Regions from separate parts of the Homo sapiens genome. Here region 1 is linked to region 2. Evidence: chromatin contacts called from ENCODE Hi-C or POLR2A ChIA-PET data. All regions are on one chromosome and are shown on one strand. Each heading gives the region's core, a stretch centred on a gene start or an enhancer-like site at or near the end of the contact. The rest is flanking DNA. Distances are from core to core; before and after follow the strand shown. Region 1 holds the start of TRIOBP (TRIO and F-actin binding protein). Region 2 overlaps GGA1 (golgi associated, gamma adaptin ear containing, ARF binding protein 1).

Region 1 (5,996 bases), core at 3,098-5,597, 70 kb after region 2:
TTCCACCTCCCGAGCATCGCTCTGATTCATTGTTAAAATAAAGAGGCCATGACCCTGGCACTCCCACCCCGGCAGCCCCTGTGCGTGGAAACCCAGCCAAGGTTAGCACTGGGCCTCAGAAAAGAGGAGCTGGTAGGGGGAGGCCTACAGGAGGGGTAGGGGTCGAGGGATCCGGGGAGGAACTGGCTGAATGCCTGGATGGAGAGGGTCCCGGGTCCATTCTCTGGGTGGGGCATGTGTAGCTGCTTAAGGTTTTGATTATTATATCCACATCTCAAGTGCATTTTAGAGAAGGATTCTGCCTATTGGTTGTGGGTAGGGGAGGAAACGGGAGCAGCGAGGGGCACGTGGAGTAGAGCCCCCTACCCACCCCCAGGAAAATGAGCGGCGTTCTCCTGCTAGGCGACGCTCCTTTATGTGGCCAGACCAGGAGAGAAACGCCCAGGACGGGCGGGGCCGATGCGCCCCTCTTCCACCACCAGGAGTCGGGAGGACGACCGCCCGGGGAGGATCAGAGACCCTGGGGCCACGGAAGGACCAGTGGGTAGCCCTCTCCCCACCGTGCCTTGCTGTCGCCCCCACCGCATTCCCTTCTCCAGGTCTGATGATGGAGGAGCCTTGGCCCTGGCTGTCCCAGGGGAGGAGGTGAAATTCCTCAGCTCTCCACCAAGATTGGCCACAAAAGCCTGATCCCCTGGAACACAGCAGGTGAGGATGGATGTGGGCAGGTGACCTGGGGGCACCAAAAGCTGCAGGTGTTTTGGGATGTTGGGTTCCTCCCACCCCCCACCCTCCCCCTGGGGCTCTGTGTGAGTGGGGAGGCCATCTTTAAGTGATTCTCCTGACCCAGCTCCACTCCAGGGCATGGATGTTGGTGGCCTTAGGGGCACCCAGAAAGGAGAACCCTTGCACAAGTAAGATACCAGGGCGGCCGGGCGCGGTGGCTCAAGCCTGTAATCCCAGCACTTTGGGAGGTCGAGGTGGGTGGATCACAAGGTCAGGAGTTCGAGACCAGCCTGGCCCATATGGTGAAACCTCGTCTCTACCAAAAATACAAAAAAATTATCCGGGCATGGTGGCACATGCCTGTAATCCCAGCTATTTGGGAGGCTGCGGCAGGAGAATTGCTTGAATCCGGGAGGCAGAGGTTGCAGTGAGCCGAGATCGCGCCACTGCACTCCAGCCTGGGTGATAGACCGAGATTCTGTCTCAAAAAAAAAAAAAAAAAAAGAAAGAAAGACACCAGGGTTTCAGAAGGGTATGATGCTTCACACCTGTAATCCCAGCACTTTGAGGGAAGGAGGAGGATTACTTGAGGTCAGGAGTTCAGGAGTTCAAAACCAGCCTGGGTAACACTGCAAGAGCCTTTTTTTTTTTTTTTTTTTTTTTTGAGACACACTGTTGCCCAGGCTGGAGTGCAGCGGGGCGATCTTAGCTCCACTGCAACCTCCACCTCCTGGGTTCAAGCAATTCTCTTGCCCCAGCCTCTTGAGTAGCTGGGATTACAGGCATGCGCACCACGCCCAGCTAATTTTTATAGTTTTAGTAGAGACAGGGTTTCATCATGTTGGGCAGGCTGGTCTTGAATTCCTGGCCTCAAGTGATCTGCCTGCCTCAGCCTCCCAAAGTGCTGGGATTATAGGCGTGAGCCACCGCACCTGGCCAAGAGCCCATTTTTACAAAATAAAAAAGAAAAAAATTAGCTGGGCGTGGTGGCGTACACCTGTAGTCCCAGTTACTCAGTCCCAGAGACTGAGGCAGGAGAATCATTTGAGCCCGGGAGTTTGAGGTTGCAAGGAGCTATGATCGAGCCACTGCACTCCAGCCTGGGTGACAGAGCAAGACCCTGCCCCCACCTCCCCAAAAAAGACATTAGGGGCCGGATGCAGTGGCTCACACCTGTAATCCCAGCATTTTGGGAGGCCGAAGGGGGCGGATCACCTGAGGTCAGGAGTTCACCTGGCCAACATGGCGAAACCCCGTTGCTACTAAAAATACAAAAATTAGCCAGGCATGACGGTGCATGCCTGTGATCCCAGATACTACTGGGGAGGCTGAGGTAGAATTGCTTGAACCCAGGAGGCGGAGGTTGCAGTGAGCCGAGTGAGCCAAGATCACATCACGGCACTCCAGCCTAGGTGACAGAGAGAGACTTCGTCTCAAAAAAACAAAACAAAACAAAACGAAAACACATTAGGATTTCTTTTTGGCTAAGTTCTGCCACAAACTTGCTGTGTGACTTTAGGCTGTTCACGTTTGTCAAAGACGTCGTCCTCAACTCTGAAAATACCTGGCCAGCTTTTTGCCTCCCTCGCTGTGCTTCCCAAGGGACCTGTGCGAGTTGGCAGTATGATCCAGTGCTCCTCACTTCCACCTCCGAGAGAGCAGGGACACACACAGCCCTGGATTTGAATCAGCCACTGCGACCTTCAGTGACCGAAGGAACCTCTCTGAGCCTTAGTTGCCTGATCTAAAATTGGCATTAATTTGATCTACAATGCAGCTATAAGACAAGGACACTCAAACTTTGGGGCGCACTAGAATCACCTGGGGAATCACTTTTTTTTTTTAAGACAGAGTCTCACTCTTATCACCCAGGCTGGAGTACAGTGGTGCAATCTTGGCTCACTGCAACCTCCGCCTCCTGGGTTCAAGTGATTCTCCTGCCTCAGCCTCCCGAGTAACTGGGACTACAGGTGCATACCACCATGCCTGGCTAATTTTGTATTTTTAGTAGAGACAGGGTTTGGCAATATTGGCCAGGCTGGTCTCGAACTCCTGACCTCAGGTGATCTGCCCGCCTCGGCCTCCCAAAGTGCTGGGATTATAGGCGTGAGCCACTGCGCCTGGCCAGGAATCGCTTCTTTATTTTCATTTTCATTTATTTATTTATTTATTTATTTATTTTGAGATGGAGTCTCGCTCTGTTGCTCAGTCTGGAGTGAAGTGGCGTGCTCTCCGCTCACTGCTACCTCTGCCTCCCAGGTTCAAGCGATTCTCGTGCCTCAGCCTCCCAAGTAGCTGGGACTACAGGTGCGTGCTACCACGCCCAGCTAATTTTTGTATTTAGTAGAGGCGGGGTTTCACCATGTTGGCCAGGCTGGTCTTGAACTCCTGGCCTCAAGTGATCTGCCTGCCTCAGCCTCCCAAAGTGCTGGGATTACAGGCGTGAGCCACCGCCCTCGGCTGGAATCACTTCTTTAACATGCACAGCCCCAGACCTCAGTCTCTTGGAGATTCTAACTGTGTGAATTGGGAGAGAGAAAGGGGAATCTAGATTTTTTTTTTTTTTTTTTGAGATGTGGTCTTGCTATGTTGCCTAGGCTGGAGTGCTGTAACTATTCACAGGTGCAGTTATAGCACACTACCACCTCAAACTCCTGGGCTCAAGAGATCCTCCCACCTCTGCCTCCCGAGTAGCTTGGACTGCAGGTGCACACCATCTTACCCAGCTGAAATCTGCTTTTTTTTTTTCTCAGTGCAGTGGCACAGTCATGGCTCACTGCAGCCTCGACCTCCCAGACTCAGGTGATCCTCCCAACTTCAGCCTCCTGAGTAGCAGGGACCACAGGCCTGCACCACCTTGCCCAGCTAATTTTTGTATTTTTTGTAGAGACGGAGTTTCGCCAGTTGCCCAGGATGGTCTTGAACTCTTGGGCTCAAATGATCCGCCGCCCGCAATGGGCCCAGCTGGAATCTGCATTTTTTTGTTTTTTGTTTTGAGATGAAGTCTCACTCTGTCGCCCAGGCTGGAGTGCAATGGCGCAATCTTGGCTCACTGCAACCTCCGCCTCCTGGGTTCAAGCCATTCTCCTGCCTCAGGCTCCCAAGTAGCTGGGATTACAGGCACGTGCCATCACACTTGGCTGATTTTTGTATTTTTAGTAGAGACAGGGTTTTACCATATTGGCCAGGCTGGTCTCGAACTCCTGACCTCAAGTGATCGGCCCACCTCGGCCTCCCAAAGTGCTGGGATTACAGGCATCAGCCACTGTGCCTGGCCTGGTATCTGCATTTTTATGAACAGCCCAGGAGGGTGTAATGCAGAGTCCTTGGCGTGCACTTTCAGCAACACTGCAGTAAGGACTAGAAATCGCACATCAAATGCTGGCAGAGTGCCTGGTGCTTAGTAGGTGCTTAGTGAGTGTTTGTTGAGTGAATAAATGAACAGGAATGGATGGAGAACAGGAACCCAAAGGAATGGATGAGTAACCTTATTTCCTTGGTCCTTGTCTGGAAACTGGGGCAACTGGGGCTGGGGTTCAGGTGAGTGGCCAGCCAGTCATCTGGTCTTTGCCTCCCCCTCATTTTTGCCAGGCCTCACATAGACGGTCAGCCATTGGATCATAGGAACTGCCCTGGCCTGACTCACCCAATATGGAGGAGGTGCCTGGGGATGCCCTGTGTGAACACTTTGAGGCCAACATACTTACCCAGAACCGCTGTCAAAACTGCTTCCACCCTGAGGAGGCCCATGGAGCAAGATACCAGGTGGGCCAGTTTTCCACGTGGTTGGGGTGGTTTGTGATGGGGGCATGGGTGAAGGACTGGGCCTGTGGTGTCCGCTAACTCGCAGTTGAACCCAGATGCTGGACTTCCTCCTGTCGAGAGCCTCGGTTTTCCCACATTGCAGGGAAGTGGTTGAACCATGTGAATGTTTCACAATCTTCAGTCACTTTCCTCCTGCTTATATGATACGATTGTTACCATAGCCTTATCTAATCTGTTACTTACTTTGTTATTCTTTAAATCAACATCTTTTTCCCCTTCTATTGAAACAAAACTTCACATCATCAACACAAGTAGAAAACTAGAATTACTTCCTGTTAAGAAGAAGAGGTTAAGAAGAAAGGTAGAGGCTGGGCACGGTGGCTCACGCCTGTAATCCCAGCACTTTGGGAGGCCGAGGTGGGTGGATCACCCGAGGTCGGGAGTTTGAAACCAGCCTGGCCAACATGGTGAAAATTAGCTGGGCATGGTGGTGCATGCCTGTAATCCCAGCTACTTGGGAGGCTGAGGCAGGAGAATCACTTGAACCTGGGAGGCGGAGATTGTGGTGAGCCGAGATCGCGCCATTGCACTCCAGCCTGGGCAACAGAATGAAACTGTCTCAAAAAACAAAACAAAACAAAACAAAAAAGAGAAGAAAGGTAGAAAAAGAAAAAACAAAACAGAAATGTCGTTACACCCTAACTTGAGAGTGTTTTCTTTTTCTTTTTCTTTTTTTTGAGACAGAGTCTCACTCTGTCGCCTGGGCTAGAGTGCAATGGCAATGGTGTGATCTCAGCTCACTGCAATCTCTGCCTCCTAGGTTCAAGCGATCCTCCCGCCTCAGCCTCCCAAGTATTGGGATTACAGGTGCCTGCCACCATGCCCAGCTAATTTTTGTATTTTTAGTAGAAACGGGGTTTCGCCATATTGGCCAGGCTGGTCTTAAACTCCTGACCTCAGGTGATCCACCCGCCTCAGCCTCCCAAAGTGTTGGGATTACAGGCGTGAGCCACCGCGCCTGGCCTCGAGAGTGTTTTCTATGGAAGGCTCTGAGCTTGCATCCTGCTGTCTCTTTGTCAAAAAGGGAGATTAGCAGATGTTAGAGAGATGTTAAGAATACACCAGCATCATCTAGAGATTTTCTTTCTCTCTCTCTTTTTTTTTTTTTTTTTTTTTTTTGGAGATAGGGTCTTGCTCTGTAGCACAGGCTGGAGTGCAGTGGTCCAACCTATAGTACATGGCTCACTGTAGCCTCGACCTCCCAGGCTCAAATGATCTTCCCACCTTGGCCTCCTGAGTAGCAGGGACTACAGGCACATGCCACCATGGCCAGCTAATTTTCTTGTAAAGATGGGATCTCACTATGTTGCCAGGGCTGGTCTCAAATTCCTGGGCTCAGGTGATCCTCCCACCTCAACCTCTGTAACTGCAGGGATTACAGGTGTGAGACACTGCACCTGGTCTCAAGATTTTCTTCTTCAAGTTATTGAAGGAGTGAAGAAGAA
Region 2 (6,813 bases), core at 4,034-6,533:
AGAGAAGCCGAGGCCAGAGCGCGAGGGACTCGGTGATCCAAGCTGGTCCAGGGCCAGGCCTGCTGTTACTCCCGGGCAGGCTCCGGCTCCAGAGCCCAGCAGGGGCCAGGCTTCCCCGGGGGGAAGCAGCAAAGCGTTCCCAGCTGCCCAAACCATTTTTGGGTTTCCAACTGCTCTCAGGGCAGCAGCCCCATCCGAGAGCTGAGATCAGAACAGCCTCCTCCTGAGAGCCACTGAAGGGATGAAGAGCAGATACGTTAGGGCCACATCAAAGGAATCCTCAGGGATATGTTGGAAGCCAAGATTCAGACTGTGGTTTCCTGAGCCAGTTCTGAAGCAAAAACCAGACCCGAAGGCCTTGAAGAAGTGATGGGGACCCGGGGCGCCCTGGGCGGGGTCTGCCTGGGTTCCAGGAGTGCTTCCTTTGGTGGTGCCCACTACTGCACTCTGTCCTGTCTTAGGTGACCCTCACGGTCTCTGCAGGCAGGTGCCGTTAATAGCCCCACTGCACAATGAGGAAACGGCAGCACAGAAAGGCGCGGTGGCTCACGCCTGGAATCCCAGCACTTTGGGAGGCCAAGGCAGAGGGATTACTTGAGGTCAGGAGTTTGAAACTAGCCTGGCCAACATGGCGAAACCCCATGTCTATTAAAAATACAAAATTAGCTGGGCGTGGTGGCACATGCCTGTAGTCCCAGCTACTGGGGAGGCTGATGCAGGAAAATTGCTTGAACTGGGGAAGCAGAGGTTGCGGTGAGCCGAGATGGCACCACTGCACTCCAGCCTGGTTGACAGAGCAAGGCTCCGTCTCACAAAAAAAAGAAAAAGAAAAGGAAAAAGAAAGGCTGGGTGACTTGTGCAGAAAGGGCTCTAGGACTTGAGCTGGGCTCTGATCCTGAAGCCACACTCTGAGCAGCTGGGCTGCTCTGACTCGTTGTTCATAAGCAAGGAAAAGGAAATGAGGACCCGGAGTGTGGAGGGAGAGCTGAAGGGGAAGGAGAGCTGAGGGGAAAGGAGGCCCAGTTGTGAGCTCCCTTTGTGAACCCAGCAGCCAGCACCCTCCCTGAAGCTGCTTACGAGCCCCATGCAGCCGCCCCCTCTTCATTCAGAGCCAAGGGTGACCGCAGGGAGAGGACCTTTACCCCATTCTACAGAGAAGTAAAGGACGGTCAAGGGACAGGAACGTTCATACAAGGTTTATCTTCCCCTGTGGAGCCAGCCCTGGGTGGCAGCTACCTGAGGGGCAGTGGGTGGGGAAGTACTGCAGGGCCACCAGCCCCCAGCCAGCAGCTGCAGCACCACCTCCACAAGAGAAGCGAGATGCAGCCGCACTTCCTGTCCCCGCACTGCACTGGCATAGTTCTGAGCCACCAGCTTCCTTCTGTTTTCCTCTCAGAGGCAAAGCATGGGGGCACAGGAGCCGGAAGTGCCAGGGCAGCCTGCAGCCTGGGCCTGGGGAATGGAGGAGGCCCTGGGGCCACACAGGGGGCTGGTCCTCACTCTTCACGGCAGGGGTGGGAGACAGGTTCCTGTCCCTCAAGGAGGGTGTTCAGGCAGCCTTAACCTCCCCCGTCTCAAGTGATCCTCCCATCTCAGGCTCCTGAGTAGTTGGGACTACAGGTGTGTGCCACCACACCCGGTTAATTAGTTTATTTTTAGTAGACACACGGTTTCACCTGTGTTGGCCAGGCCGGTATTGAACTCCTGGCCTCAAGTGATCCACCCACCCCAGCTTCCTAAAATGCTGGGATGACAGGCATGAGCCACTGCGCCCACCTCTTTTTGGTTTTGAGATGGGGGTCTCACTATATTGCTCAGGCTGGTCTCAAACTTCTGGCTTCAACTAATCCTCCCATCTCAGCCTCCCAAGTAGATGGGACCACAGGCATTGGCTAATTTTTTTTCCTTTTATTCTTTAGGGGTAGAGTCTCTATGCTGCCAGGGCTTATCTCAAACCCCAGCTTCAGCCTCCCAAATAGCTGGGATTACAGACATTAGCCACTGCACCTGGCTGGTGTCTCCATTTTACAGATGAGGCTGTCACCCCCCAATATCACACAGCCAAGTGGCAGAGTTGTGTTCAAATGCTGGCAGTCAGGCCATGCTCTGTCTGAGTCCAGACTCTGCCACTTTCTAGCTGTGTGTTCTCGGGCAGGTTATTTACCAACTTTGAGTCCATTTTCTTATCCCTAAAAGAGGGCTGAGAAGCTCACCCCTACCTTTGAAGGTTGTTTGAGGATTAAGCAAGACCAGCATCTGAAGGGCCTGAAGCATCTAGGGCATCATCAGTGCACTTTATCTCTGGCCTCTAAGAAGTGCATCTAGAAGGGACCCACTGTCACAGCTTCCTGGTACCCTTGCCTTTGCCTGTCAGGTAGCACTTCGGTTTGGACCTCACTTTTTCAGGATTTGTTGGAAACAAGATCCCTTATCTTCTCTAGGTCAGATTTGGGGTGAACTTGGCTGACAGTATTCCAGGGCAGGCAGAGGTCAGGCTGGCTGGTGACCTGCTGCCTCCTTCCCATCGGCAGCTAGTTCTAGGGCCATCCACAGGGATCCCCAGCCCTCCATAGTACCAGTGAGCCTCACTGGCATGTGCCAGGGCCAAGAGGGCCTTCAGCGTCGCCTCCAGTCCAGCCCTGTCCTCGTATTCTTGGGGACACTGTGGCTCAGCCAGCACAGTGCCTAGCCCACAGTCACCCAGCAGGCGTCCCTCGAGTGGGCCAGTGGCAGGCACAGAGCTGCTCTCCCCTTGCCTGGATGCGTGAGGAAAGGAACCTCTTCTCCCTGCAGCCCAGCCCTGCAGGCTCTCTGCTGCCAGATGACGAGTGAAGATGAAAGTCCTGATGTCTATTGTCTGTGTGCACAGAGCTTTGGAGTGGCCTGGCCAGGAAGAGGGGAAGCGTGTGTGGGGTCAGCACAAGGGGTTGCCGGGATCTTGGTTACTGGTTCTGCTCTGCTGCTGGTTCCCTCTGAAAATGTGGGTTTCTCCCCTCCGTGCTGAGCCTCAGAAAGGGGTAGGGAGCCCCATGCCAGCACACATGGCCCCTCGGCTCTCTGGCCTCTGCAGGGTCAGCCCAGCTCCTTCACCTCTCTCCTGCTTTCCCCTCAGGCCTCAGTGACCCCACACCCCCTTCAGGCCCAAGCCTGGATGGTACCGGATGGAACAGCTTCCAGGTAGGAGGGGACCACAAACTAGTCTGGCCTGTCCCAGTCCCAGGGTCAGGGCAGCTGGGACAAGTGGCCTGGAGAAACTAAAAGGATGGATGGGCTCTACTCAAGAGCCCAGGGCCAGGGGGTGGCCCAGGGGCCTGGAGACACCCACCCAGGGTACAGGGCCTCCCCTTACCTCCAGCTGTATCTTCCCCAAGTCTCAGCCTTGGGGCTGCAGCCCAGCCTTTGGGATTGGGATTGAGATGGGCAATCCCTCTTCCTTTCCCTTGAGGGTGACAGAGGTCCCTGGATTGTAGAACCCCCAACCAGACCCAGCCACCCTGCATCATGGACATGGGTGGTCTGGGGTCCCCACCTCTGTGGCTGCTTTCCCAGATGTCATTTGCAAGGAGGACACTGAGCCTCAGGGCAGGATCAGGTGATGCTGACACCTCTCTAGACAGCCCCACCCCACCTGCATCCTTTTCCCCACAGTCGTCGGATGCCACTGAGCCCCCAGCCCCTGCTCTGGCCCAGGCCCCCAGTATGGAAAGCCGACCCCCAGCGCAGACATCCCTGCCAGCAAGCAGCGGTCTGGACGACCTAGACCTCCTGGGGAAGACCCTCCTGCAGCAGTCGCTGCCCCCGGAATCCCAGCAAGTGCGGTGGTGAGGGCCCACCATGGCTGGCATGGGGTGGGGAGCACTCCCTGTTCCCACAAACCAGCAACTTCTCCTGGGCTTGTCCAGGCCCAGCAGGGAGAGGCTCGTTGCTGTCTTGTTTTGTAAGCAGCAGATGCCAAGCAGTGCACCTGCCTCTGGAAACACAACAGTGCCCAAGGCAGACCTGGGCCCACTGGCCTGGCCTCCCCCCAGGTGTTCCCAGCTCCCTTGAGAAAGGTCCAGAGGGCCGGCAGAGGGGAGGACACTGGGCTGGAGTGAATAGGTGGGGTGCAGGGTGGAGGGAGAACACGAGCTGCTCCTTCTAAAGGTAAGACCCAAGGCCAGAGAGATAGCCACACGTGCCAGCCTTTCCTGTGCCCCTGATCTCTCCATCACCAAAGAATCACTTTTTCTTTTTTTGAGAGGGAGTCTCACCCTGTCACCCAGGCTGGAGTACAGTGGCATGATCTCGGCTCACTGCAACCTCCATCTCCCAAACTCAAGCGATTCTCCTACGTCAGGCTCCTGAGTAGCTGGGACCACAGGTGTGCGCTACCACGCCCAGCTAGTTTTTTGTATTTTTTATACAGACCGGGTTTCGCCATGTTGCCCAGGCTGGTCTCAAACTCCTGAGCTCAAGCGATCTGCCCGCCTCAGCCTCCCAAAGTGTTGGAATTACAGGGGTGAGCTACCACGCTGGCCAAGAATCACTTCTTAATGCACTGTCCCCCGATTAAGGGAGAAGCAGCAGCCAACCCCCCGGCTCACACTCCGGGACCTGCAGAATAAGAGCAGCAGCTGCAGCTCCCCCAGCTCCAGCGCCACCAGCCTTCTCCACACCGTGTCCCCAGAGCCCCCCAGGCCTCCGCAGCAGCCCGTACCAACCGAGCTCTCACTGGCCAGCATCACTGTGCCCCTGGAGTCCATCAAACCCAGTGAGTAGGGCTGGGGCAGGTGCAGGCTGGGTTGGGTCAGCTTGCTGCCCTGTCAGGAGCTCTGTCTGGGGAAGCTAGTGGGAAAGCAGGGCTCCCCTGGCTCTGCCACTGGCCAACCAGAGGGGAGCTCTGAACAAGGCCCTCCCCTTCCCAGGAGTCAGTTTCCTTATCTGCCCCAGAGCAATCAGAGGACTGCTGTACAAACTCCAGGCTTATATAAGCAAGAAGACCTCTAGGGAGTAGGCTCTGGGCCCCTTCCATCCCCAGGAAGGCAGGGCCCAGGACACAGAGAGGTTTGGGGTCTCCCCCAGATTACAGAACTGAACCATGATAAAGACCCAGATCCAAGGCTGGGTTTTTCCAGCCCAGGAGCAGTAAGGGGACCATGGCCCAGCCCCGGGCCCCAAGCAGACACATGAGGCCTGGTGGTCCTCAGCATTGCCCTCTATGAGCTCCCTGTGACCAAAGACACTACCCCCACAGTGTCTCCCAGCAGTGGGCAGAGCTGCCCCTCTCACCAGTAGGAGAACCCTGAGCTCAGAGAAGGGGAGTGACTGCCGCAAGGTCACACAGCGTGAGACTCACCCTCACCAAGTCCCTCACCCCAGCACTCCAGGCAGCAGCCACACAGCATCGGGGGAAGCTGGGCTGTGACTCGGCTCTGGGGTGGGTGTCCTGCCTCCACTATCAGACTGGGGGTTCACCTGCCCTCTCTGGGCACCGCTCTGTGCCCCTGCCTGCACTGCCACCCAGGGTCCAGGTAAGGCCCCAAAGGAGGACTTTGCTCTTGTTGCCAGTACAGCAGCCAGCTCCTGAGGCCAGCCGGGTGGGGGCTGGGGGCTGAGCGGATGTGCTGCAGCTCAGCTGTCCCATCGCCCTCCCACCTTCTCCCACAGGCAACATCCTGCCCGTGACTGTGTATGACCAGCACGGCTTCCGCATCCTCTTCCATTTTGCCCGGGACCCACTGCCAGGGCGCTCCGACGTGCTGGTGGTGGTGGTTTCCATGCTGAGCACCGCCCCCCAGCCCATCCGCAACATCGTGTTCCAGTCAGCTGTCCCCAAGGTGACAAGCCAGTCGGACAGGGCATGCCTCCCTCCTCTCAAGGCAGGGTGACATGGAGCTGGGTGGGGAGCCACCTGTCAGGGGGCAGGTCTCCCTCCCTTGCTGGGTGGTTGGTGTAGAAGGGACCAGAAGGACTGAGCCCCAGGATCCCCGGAGGGGAGCTGGCAGGCTGGGCCTGGTTCCTCAGAGCAGGACAAGCAGCCAGGGCTAGCTGTGCCCATCCTGCCATCTGCCCACAGGTTATGAAGGTGAAGCTGCAGCCACCCTCGGGCACGGAGCTGCCAGCTTTTAACCCCATCGTCCACCCCTCAGCAATCACCCAGGTCCTGCTGCTTGCCAACCCCCAGAAGGTAAGGGGCCCCCAGGCAGTGCTGCAGGGTGGGGACGGCCACTTCTCCTCCTCTGACCCCTCTGCCTTTGCCATCTCTTCCCCAGGAGAAGGTTCGCCTCCGCTACAAGCTCACCTTCACCATGGGTGACCAGACCTACAACGAGATGGGGGATGTGGACCAGTTCCCCCCACCTGAAACCTGGGGTAGCCTCTAGAACAGAGGGGCTGGGGAGAGGAAGGGGCAGAGGGACCGGTCACTGTCCAGCCTGGAGGGAGGCATTGGTGGCCAAGGACACCCTTTGTTGCCCATGGCCATTCACCCCCAGGCCTGGTGCTTCTCCCCACACCCCTGTAGGCCTCAAGTGACTCTTCCCCCTCCTGCTCCGGCCCCGCCCCTGCTGAGCCAAACCCAGTAGGAGGCTGGGCCTGGGTTTGTGCCGCTGGGGTCTCCATCACCGGGACCTGGAGAGGGAGGGGCTGTGTAGCCTTGGAAGAACTTGGGTCATGGGGAGGAAGCACAGCTGTTGGGGAAGGGCCAGGACCTCAGGCCCAGCCCCAACCCCAGCTGGGGTGGGGTCTTCCCCACCTGTCTCTTATGCCTTATGGGAAGGCCCAGCCATAACTCGGGGGCCATGCTGGAGCTGGGGACCAGCTTAGGCCTCCTCC

Evidence for each region. Hi-C counts contacts between places; a loop is a spot of excess contacts on that map. ChIA-PET counts read pairs that join two places held with the same protein, here RNA polymerase II (POLR2A). Pooled maps may share reads with other maps.
Region 1: a map of gastrocnemius medialis shows a loop between it and region 2 (2.1-fold over the local background). The contact joins two enhancer-like sites. A Hi-C loop is called at or near these places in 4 of 168 maps with a recorded cell type or tissue (Caco-2, breast epithelium, gastrocnemius medialis and 1 more), 2 of 37 single-sample maps with no recorded cell type and 9 of 50 pooled maps. POLR2A ChIA-PET finds 5 or more read pairs at or near these places in 12 of 52 experiments (A549, A673, AG04450 and 9 more).

What each region holds. Positions count from the first base shown.
Region 1 is chr22:37,696,989-37,702,984 of GRCh38, forward strand. TRIOBP (TRIO and F-actin binding protein) reads left to right here and starts at 60. Exons shown (of 24, transcript NM_001039141.3): 1 at 60-101; 2 at 600-708; 3 at 4,318-4,491. The coding sequence starts at 4,378. Within about 2 kb of position 4,348, at least 2 of the 41 ENCODE cell types and tissues checked have a DNase peak (open chromatin) inside an H3K27ac peak, as active enhancers do.
Region 2 is chr22:37,626,350-37,633,162 of GRCh38, forward strand. GGA1 (golgi associated, gamma adaptin ear containing, ARF binding protein 1) reads left to right here. Exons shown (of 17, transcript NM_013365.5): 12 at 3,113-3,177; 13 at 3,649-3,821; 14 at 4,554-4,750; 15 at 5,647-5,816; 16 at 6,056-6,166; 17 at 6,252-6,813. The coding sequence ends at 6,362. Among named protein-coding and RNA genes, the nearest start is that of SH3BP1, 9.9 kb to the right of the region's middle. RefSeq lists enhancers at 6,389-6,448, 6,629-6,688. Within about 2 kb of position 5,284, at least 7 of the 41 ENCODE cell types and tissues checked have a DNase peak (open chromatin) inside an H3K27ac peak, as active enhancers do.